Linked DNA regions of Homo sapiens: region 1 is linked to region 2. Evidence: read pairs that join two places in POLR2A ChIA-PET (ENCODE). Cell type or tissue: PC-9. All regions are shown on one strand. Links, peaks and the distances in the headings refer to the core of each region. The heading gives the core; the rest is flanking DNA. Region 1 holds the start of LOC101927531 (a long non-coding RNA gene). Region 2 holds the start of LOC124903048 (a long non-coding RNA gene).

What was found. Peaks named below come from ENCODE experiments on the same cell type or tissue, not always from the same donor. Only the 100,000 strongest peaks of a DNase experiment are listed, where the experiment ranks them.
Region 1: POLR2A ChIA-PET joins it to region 2 with 5 read pairs; 3 of 35 experiments call an interaction of 5 or more read pairs at or near these places.

What each region holds. Positions count from the first base shown.
Region 1 is chr12:126,354,474-126,358,872 of GRCh38, forward strand. It overlaps LOC105379613 (a long non-coding RNA gene), which reads left to right. Exons shown (of 3, transcript XR_001749379.1): 2 at 781-824; 3 at 2,604-3,254. LOC101927531 (a long non-coding RNA gene) reads left to right here and starts at 3,546. Exons shown (of 3, transcript NR_187677.1): 1 at 3,546-3,664; 2 at 3,753-4,399. In PC-9, for the core only: no CTCF peak of the experiment used is centred there; no DNase peak of the experiment used is centred there.
Region 2 is chr12:126,404,632-126,409,030 of GRCh38, forward strand. LINC02825 (long intergenic non-protein coding RNA 2825) reads right to left here. Exons shown (of 4, transcript NR_147498.1): 3 at 828-897. LOC124903048 (a long non-coding RNA gene) reads left to right here and starts at 296. Exons shown (of 2, transcript XR_007063515.1): 1 at 296-417; 2 at 1,461-2,794. In PC-9, for the core only: no CTCF peak of the experiment used is centred there; no DNase peak of the experiment used is centred there; H3K27ac peaks cover 1,120 bases.

The DNA of each region.
Region 1 (4,399 bases), core at 152-4,151, 50 kb before region 2:
CACATACCCCACGGGGAAGATCCACATTTTGGCAAACACATTTATAATACAGTGAACAGAACTGACATTTTTTAGTAACACTGAGCACATGTGAACTATTTAGACCAAAACAGAGAGTTTTAGAGGGTATTGCTGCTACCTAGCATAAATTAGTTCAATGGAGGTTTAGTCACTATGACACACACACACACACACACACACAGACGATTGTGGACTCCTCTGTCATTTTAGTACGAAATTTAAAGTCAAGGAATCAGTACATTGTTAATCATGACCTTGGATATCTCAGCTTATTTTCAGAAATAAAAGTAATTGTGGCAACAACCACCAGTTAGAATGCCAATGAGAAATGCCAACACAGCATTTAAAGAATGATGAAATAATACATATCTTTTAACAAGCACATTTATTACGACTGGGGATTTTCTTGTGGATTTTCGTCAGACTAACAGGGTGGTGTCACAGAGAAGAAACTCCATGCAAAGAGCTTAGATTTCCATACATTATTTTTCCTGAGAAATTAACCTAGATGCAGTGTTCATGTTTCTCATGTAGGTTCTAGGGAATTCTGGAAGTTCCTGTTGTTCTCACACTTTCTTTCTCACTCTTCCTAAAGATAAAATTGACTAATCTTCAGCATTTTATGCACTGCTCATGACTTTTGTCATATTTGCCATAATGCAGTATTTACCACAGTATAATATATAATGATATTTATGTTATTTACTTAAAATTATCTTTAAACATGCCTATTTAACTCTGATACATATATTTTAAAAGGAAATGACAGCTGCACTACAAATGGAAAACCGCGATCACTTACTGTAAGTAGAAGACAATTATAGAATAAATGTAAAAAAGGCAAAACATTTTGCTTAGATTCTCTGTCTGCTTACTGCTTTGAGGCTGAGTCCTGCTTCCTCTTGGTAAAAAGAAAGGTTAGTAAGTGTCAGATTGATGTTACAGACACAGAAGCAACAACAGACTGAGCCTTCCTACTCAAGGTAATCAGAAAAGCCCACTGTGTATCTGAAAGGAACCACTTCATTACTGTGCTCTTACGTGTTATTTAAGTTTCAGTTACACCACACTGAAAACCATCTGGCTTGCCATGTGAAGCTTCAGAAGTACACATCCCCCACTTTGTTTCTGACATTACCAGATGCACATGGGGATGGGCAGTCCCAGGGAAGCTGTCATGAGCAATCGAAAACACTAATGGCATTTTATTGCCCTGGGCCAAGGCTTGGGCTAGGGATGGGGCATGGGTCCCAGTTCTAGCCACTGAGAGACAAAGAGAGACCCACTGGGAATTCTTGGAAGATTGTTTTTTTCCATGATAAAATCAAATGCAATGTATGAAGCCTCTTCTTTTACCACATTTAGAGCCACAGTGTAAAGAGCTGATGTCTGGTGCTGTGGCAGCCATCATGTTACCATGAGGTACATACCTTCTAAGTAAACCACTGTGCAGAGGTTAGAGTACAGGAGGACAGAAAGAGCCTGGAACCCTGGTACCATATTTGAGTTTCTGGACCAATGTAGAGTTCACCTCCACCTCCAGATATCTCTCTATTTTTTTTTTTTTTTTTTTTTGAGACAGGATCTCACTGTGTCGCCCAGGCTGGAGTGCAGTGGCACAATCTCAGCTCACTGCAACCTCTGCCTCCCGGGCTCAAGCAAACCTCCCACCTCAGCCCCCTAAGTAGCTGGGACTACAGGTGTGTGCCACCATGCCCAGATAATTTTTGTATTTTTAGTAGAGACAGGGTTTCACCATGTTGCCCAGGCTGGTCTTGAACTCCCGAGCTCAGATGATCCACCAACTTTGGCCTCCCAAAGTGCTGGGATTACAGGCGTGAGCCACTGTGCCTGGCCACCTCCAGATATCATAATAAATAAATGCCAAGAATCCTTATGTCTCTACCCTTAAAGAACATGGACATGTTTGCTGAGTAGTTGGTCAGCTACTTGCAGCTAAACACATTTAGAGTAATACACTAGCTATTATTCATGGTTATTACCAATGATTGTCCTGTGGTATATACCACCAGTGTACTTTTCTTCCCCTTAATCAATACGAATTCCAACTATCTTTTTAGAAACTGCTCAAGATTTAATTCCAGGGAGCAGAAGCCAGGAAAGAATTTTATGGTTAGAATTCTTAAGGAAGCGACTTTGATAAAATAAAAACTATGCAGCAAATACACACACACACACACACACACACACACACACACACAGACACACACACACACAGACACACACACACACACACACACACACACAAATACCTGGTACCATATTTGAGTTTCTGGACCATATCTGGAGTTCACCTCCAGATATCTCTCTACTTTTTTTTTTTTGAGACAAGATCTTACTCAAATGCAATGTATGAAGCCTCATATATATATATAAAGATTATATATCCATATAATCTTTAAGCATTAATTTGGATTTGGTCAGAAAAAGAGAGTACAAGTTTTACAGGAATATAGGAGTTAGATCTTACACAAATATGGGTTGAGTTGGGGGACGGAGGTTTTGAAGGCTTCAGTGGAAGATTCCAGACAAAGGTGTTGATTTCAGATCTCTTCTTGCAGCACTAGAGAAGCAGGACCTCAGGAAGAAGCTCCATAAGCTGCCATGAGCACACATGGAGGCTCCTGGAGAGGACGGTGAAGCCACCCCCGGGCAGAATGGTGTCCAGGGGTCGATGTCTTCTGCTTCTTTCTGCCTACCAAATCACTCCTGGGTTCCCCTTAAACCAAGCTCTGACCAGTAGGCTCAGAGGCAAATAGATCAGGGAAATGTACCGCCCAGCCTTAGAAGAAGATGGTGGCACTGATGTGTCAAGAGGAAATATAGCACCTATATATATGTACCAAGGGAAGAGGGGGGGAAGTGTTCAAAATTACATTTCGTTCATTCATCCATTCAAAAAATACTTAACAATCACCTGCTTTATAGCAGTCACTGTCTTGCACCGGGATATAACACGGTACAAACTAGGTGCGATCTTTGCGATTATTAGGTTTATTGGTAGCAGTTGTTGCTGTTACATCTCACTGCTCTCATTGCAAATGTTGATGGTGGCTTTTACGTCTGTGAAAATAAAAAGCATGACCTTTTGATAGTTGTTTGCTGTATGGAAGCCTATTTTACTATGTTTGCATGCAAACTTCTATCTGACCTTAAGCTAATGGGAGCTTGTAAAGAGGTGGAATCGAATGTAAAGTTTGAAAAGACAAGAAAAGAGAAAAGGAAAGGGAAGGGATGGGGAGGGGAGAGAAAGAGAGGGGAGGGAGTCGGAAGAGAGGGGAGGGAGGGGAGGAGAGGGGAGGCAAGAAGGAAGGGGAGGGGAGGGAAAGGGAAGAGAGGGGAGGGAGGGGATAGGGGAGGGACGGGAGGAGAGGGGAGGGGAAGGGAAGAGAGGGGAGGGGAAGAGAGGGGAGGGAGGGAAAGAGAGGGGAGGGGAGGGGAAGAGAGGGAAGAGGAGGGGAGGGGAAGAGAGGGAAGGGAGGGGAGAAACAACAACCATATGTCTTTATTTCCTGTTAGCTCCATTTCTGGCCTTTGGTCTCTTTCTCGGAAAGCAGGCCTCAGTGGCCTCAGTTTCTTCCCAGAACCTGCAATGCCCCACCAAGGTGACAAGAAGTGCAAGGTAGTTAGCTCTCCTTCAGTGCTTATGAGTTGAAGGTGATAACATCTGAAGACCGGTTGTCACATTTGAATTTTTCTTTTTATTTCAGGAGTCGGTTTTCACTGCCAACCAAAGAGGTGACCCCCGCAAAGCAACCATGTTGGGACAGTCCATTTGCTGCGTTTTGATTATTTGCTAAGAGCAAATACCTTTTCTGTTTGGGTTTTGCTTTTAGAAAAAAAATGTGGCAGATGGTGGTGGCTTTCCCCGTCATTGAAAGAAGAAAGGTAGTAACTCTACTGGTGCACTCCTCTGAGTTGTGCTAACAAAGAAGAATGCTGAAAGAAAAGGGAAATGAACACCATTTTCAGGCAGCTTCTCCAAGTTTTTTTGACAGTGTTATAATTTTCCTTTAGCGACTGTTGAAGCAAATATCTGTATTTATGTTCAGATTAAACCGAGAGAGCAAAGACTGCTAAAGCCAGTAATTTCTGGGCTGCAAATGCAGGATAGCTCCAGTGAATTTCAGATTCTTAAAGGTTTTTGCTGTAGCGAATTCATGACACAAAGCATTTGGAGGGAAACCTATTAGAGAAGAAACACATCCTAAATGAGAATTACTGAGGACGGGAGGCTCTTGTCATTTATTGGATTAGTTATAGCACTTTACACAAGCCTGTAATATTTGTTCTGCTGCTGTGGTGTGACTGGTAAAATGAAAAGGTATGTCAAGGGAGTGCTTGACTGACGTTCTTA
Region 2 (4,399 bases), core at 290-4,289:
GGGCATATTTGTGGCAGAAACGCATGAATGAATATGATGATTATTTACTTATGAACCTAATCAGAGATTCAGGCATCAGTCTTCCCAGGATGAACTCAGATGGACTTGGTTCAGAAGGAATAAATTACAGGGCGTGTCCATTTGTGATGCACCTGCATAATATGTGGATGTTGTTTTCACACGATTATGACTGCCATGATACATGAATTTTGCATGGTTCTACTTTAAAGGATATAGTTGTTAAGTTGCCAAATTTATAACTTTAGATATTATTCCAATTTGTTTTTGTTTTCAGATAGAATTTCCGTCTGTCTCCCAGGCTGGAGTGCAGTGGCACGATCTCGACTCACTGCAACCTCCACCTCCTGGATTCAAGTGATTCTCCTGCCTCAGCCCCCTGCGTAGCTGGGATTACAGGTGCCCACCACCATGCCTGGCTAATTTTTGTATTTTTAGTAGAAACGGGGTTTCACCATATTGACCAGGCTGGTCTCCAACCCCTGACCTCAAGTGATCCAACGACCTCGGCCTCCCAAAATGTTGGGATGACAGGCATGAGCCACAGTGCCCAGCCAGTTTTCCAATTGGAAACGGCCACCTGAAACTTTTTTTAATGACTGTGAAATATGACTTGTCATTAAATGATCAGATTTTAAAAGACCTAGAAAACTCAAAAGAGGTAACAATGAAGTAACTATTTCTAACATAAAATAATTTCCTCCTCACCCACCTTGCTCAGATTTCCTAGGTCACCTTGAAAGGATCCGTGCTTTAGAAGCAAACCTTAACAACGATGTTCCTGTCATTTAACACTTAAAAAAGCCTACCTTTTGATTCTAATGAATTGATGTATCTTTTTGATGGTCGTTTCTAACAGAGATGAAGAGCTCTATCCTTCTGGCAAGATAAAATGAGGATAATTAACCTCTAGGAAAAATAGGGGTACAGTTTTAAAACGCATAAAAAGCAGTTTTTTTGTTTTTTTTTTTTGAGATAGGGTCTCACTGTGTGGCCCAGGCTGGAGTGCAGTGGTGCGATCTCTGCTCGCTGCAGTCTCCACCTCCTGTGCTCAAGTGATCCTCCCACCGCAGCCTCCTCAGTAGCCGGAACTATTAGTGTGTACCACTACGCCCAGCTAATTTTGGTATTTTTGTAGAGATGGGGTCTTGCTATGTTACCCAGGCTGGTCTCAAACTCCTGGGTTCAAGTGATTCACCCACTTTAGCCTCTCAAAGTTCTGGGACTGCAGATGTGAGCCACAGTGTCTGGCCTAGCAATTATTCTTAACTGCAGTGTAGTTTCTGAGGGCAAAGTCAGTTTTGGACTTAATTTATGTTTATTTAAAAAGGATATTTTTCTACTTTTTCCTTTCTCACCTCAAGTGCCAGCAAACTAGAGCTGAAAAGTCTTCAAATCTATTGGCCTCCTGTGCTTTTCACTGTTTATTGTCTCTTCAACAGGCACTCTCCCTCTTCCTTCTATGACAAGGACCCTGATTCGACACGGCTGCCCATGTTCCCAGCTCCAGGAGATAAACGAAGTCAAACCTAAGCCACTCATGACAAATTTGTCTCCTGTGTAATTGGTCTAGGCACAAGCACATGACCCATTTATAGACAATGAGACAGGTGGGACGTCTTAAAGCACTGGAAATATTTTTCTCCTTGACACATAGAAAGTAGTCACACTTGGTAAAGACCTTCAACTGCGCTCACATTCTGTCCTGCTTTCTGGGGACCACATGATGGTGCCTGAATCAGAGGCAGCCACCTAGGGACCATGAACGACTAAGCCTTAAATAAGCTAAAGAAGGCAGGAGAGGATGGAAAAAGACCTCCAGGAATTTCCAAGTCAACCCTGGGAGTGTCCACCATGGTAGGCTAAACAATGGCCTATCAAAGATGCCCATGTTCTAATTCCCAGGACTGCTAGGTCACTCCCTACATATAATTGAACCTCTGTGGAATTGAAGGATCCATGGAAGAAAGATGAAAACCGTTTGTTTATGTAAAAGACAGAGCAAGTATACTAAAATCACAGAGCGGTCACTTAATAGTAGGTTTTGAAAACTTAATTTGCATGGGAAAATACTATACACAGTTTTAAAATCAAATTGATACTGTCTTGGTGCCATTTTAAAAAATCAGAACAAAATTCTAAATTTGCAGATCTGGTAGCTCTGTAAGTATGGTTTTATGGTAGAGTATGGTTTTTTTTATTCCATATTTTAAAAACAATAGATAAATAAGCTTTCTGCAGTCTATATGCTGAATTACATTAATAGGCACGTATATGTTGTTTACATTATAATTACATTTCCCATATATTATGTCATTGAATCTTTACAAAAACCTGTGTTAAGTATTATATTTCCCAGTTAATTCTAATGCCTAAATGCTTATTATCTAGAAAAGTTTAGAAAACTTTTTCCGTAAAGAACCAGAGAGTAAATATGTTATGGTCTCTATTACGAATACTCAACTCTGCTCTTGTAACAACAAAGCAACCTATAAAATATGTAAATGAATGACTGTGGCTCTGTTCTAATAAAAACTCTATTTGTAAAAATAAGCAGCTCCCCTAGGCCATAGTTTGCCCAACTCTGACCGAGATAATTTATTCCACACTGATTTGTGTATGGTGATCTTGTATGTATGGTGATCTTGTATTCTGCCACCTTGCTGAACTCACTTATTAGTTTTCATCTTTTTTTTTTGTACATTTCTTGGGATTTTCTACATAGACAATTAAACACACACTCCTAAGTGAAATAAACCAAACTCAAAAGGTCAAATACTGTGTGACTTCACTGCAAAAGGCAAAACTATCAGAACAGGAAATAGATTCGTGGTTGTCAGGAGGTGGAGTAGAGTGTGGGTTAGATTACTACGGGGGATGAGGGAGGTTTTGGAGGGATTAAACTAACCCCATGTCTTTGTAGAAGTGGTTAATTTACATATGGTGAAATTTGCTGTTTTAATGTATGGTTCTGCAAAATATATCAAATTTGTCAAATTTTGTAGAACCAAACAAAACAATAAATGTCACCATATGTAAGTTATATTCTAATTGAAAATTAATTCAAAAACCAGATCTCTTGACTTGTTCTGTTCTGTTCTTGGATAAAATCACAGGCACAGTTCAGAGTCTTGCTGATTCTTTTTATTACATAAAATATCTCATTGTAGTAATTGGAGTCTTGTGCAGTATAATATCAAAATTCTGCCTTTTCATTCAATTTAATGTTTCTTTTTTTTCCATTTCAGGCCCTTGTTGAATTAGAACACTGCTGCTAAAATTGAAAGCATGGTAAGTTTTTCTCTTTCTCATTCCTTCTCCATGTCCCCTTCCTATAAAATTGGATAAGAGGAGAGAAAAGGAGGTGAATGAGCAGAACATGTCTTACCTCACCTGCACAGTAAAGACCTGGTGTCAGCACCTCCTAGCTAAAGTGAACTCACCTTTTCTCTTGTTATATGCTTTTGTGAGTTTCTGGAAGAGCATTATGCAATCTGTGGACGTTTTGAGAAGAGTCAATCAACATGTGTTTAGGGGAATCCCACTGTGGTGGGTCATCCTCAAAGGCAGCTCCAACCTCTCCTCCTGCCATGTATGCTCACCCCGCTCCTCTGATCGAGAGAGAGAGTCTCATTCCCCTCCCATAAAACTTATACTGTCAGTTTTCAAATTTAAATTTTATTTAATTAAAGTTACAAATTCAGTGTCTCAATTGCACTAGTATCATTTCCAGTGCCTCATTTCCGGTATTCAATCTACCTTATAGATGTAGATGTTCAGCGTCTACCTTATTGATGTAGATGTACCAGCATCTTCCTGGACGAGCAGGAACTCACAAAATGAGTTTTGTGGCTATGAGGATCATAAGTAATACCTCAGGATTCCAGGAGAGAGTCTCCTTGGAGTTTCTAGTGTGATGACCACACACAGCATTCGACTAGCATTGTTGATGGAGGTTTTTCCATAAGGCAATTCCTCCTCTTCAAACTCACTTCATAGAACTCCAGTTATTTTGAAAATTTCTGCAGCCCAGGGTTCAAGCTGGCTCTCTCTGATTTGGGGTCCTACCCCATAATGCTTATTTGGCTTGTAAAACCCCTCAGCTCCTTGTCACCATCAAGGTGGAGTGGCTTCAGAGCAGTGACAGTTGTGAGACCTATGGATGGGGTATTCTGTTGGCAAAGGCAAGTGCTGTGTGGTGGAGGCGAGCACAGGTTTCTCATGGAATCCAGATGTCCAGCCTCACAGAGAGATGACTTCCTACAAGGCTATCCTGCCAGTTGCTATGTGCAAGGCGTGCTCTATCATCCTCTTCTCTCTGGACATTTAAGCCTTAACCACATCCTCCTTGTGAACAGTTAAGTCCTGAGCTAACTTTAGA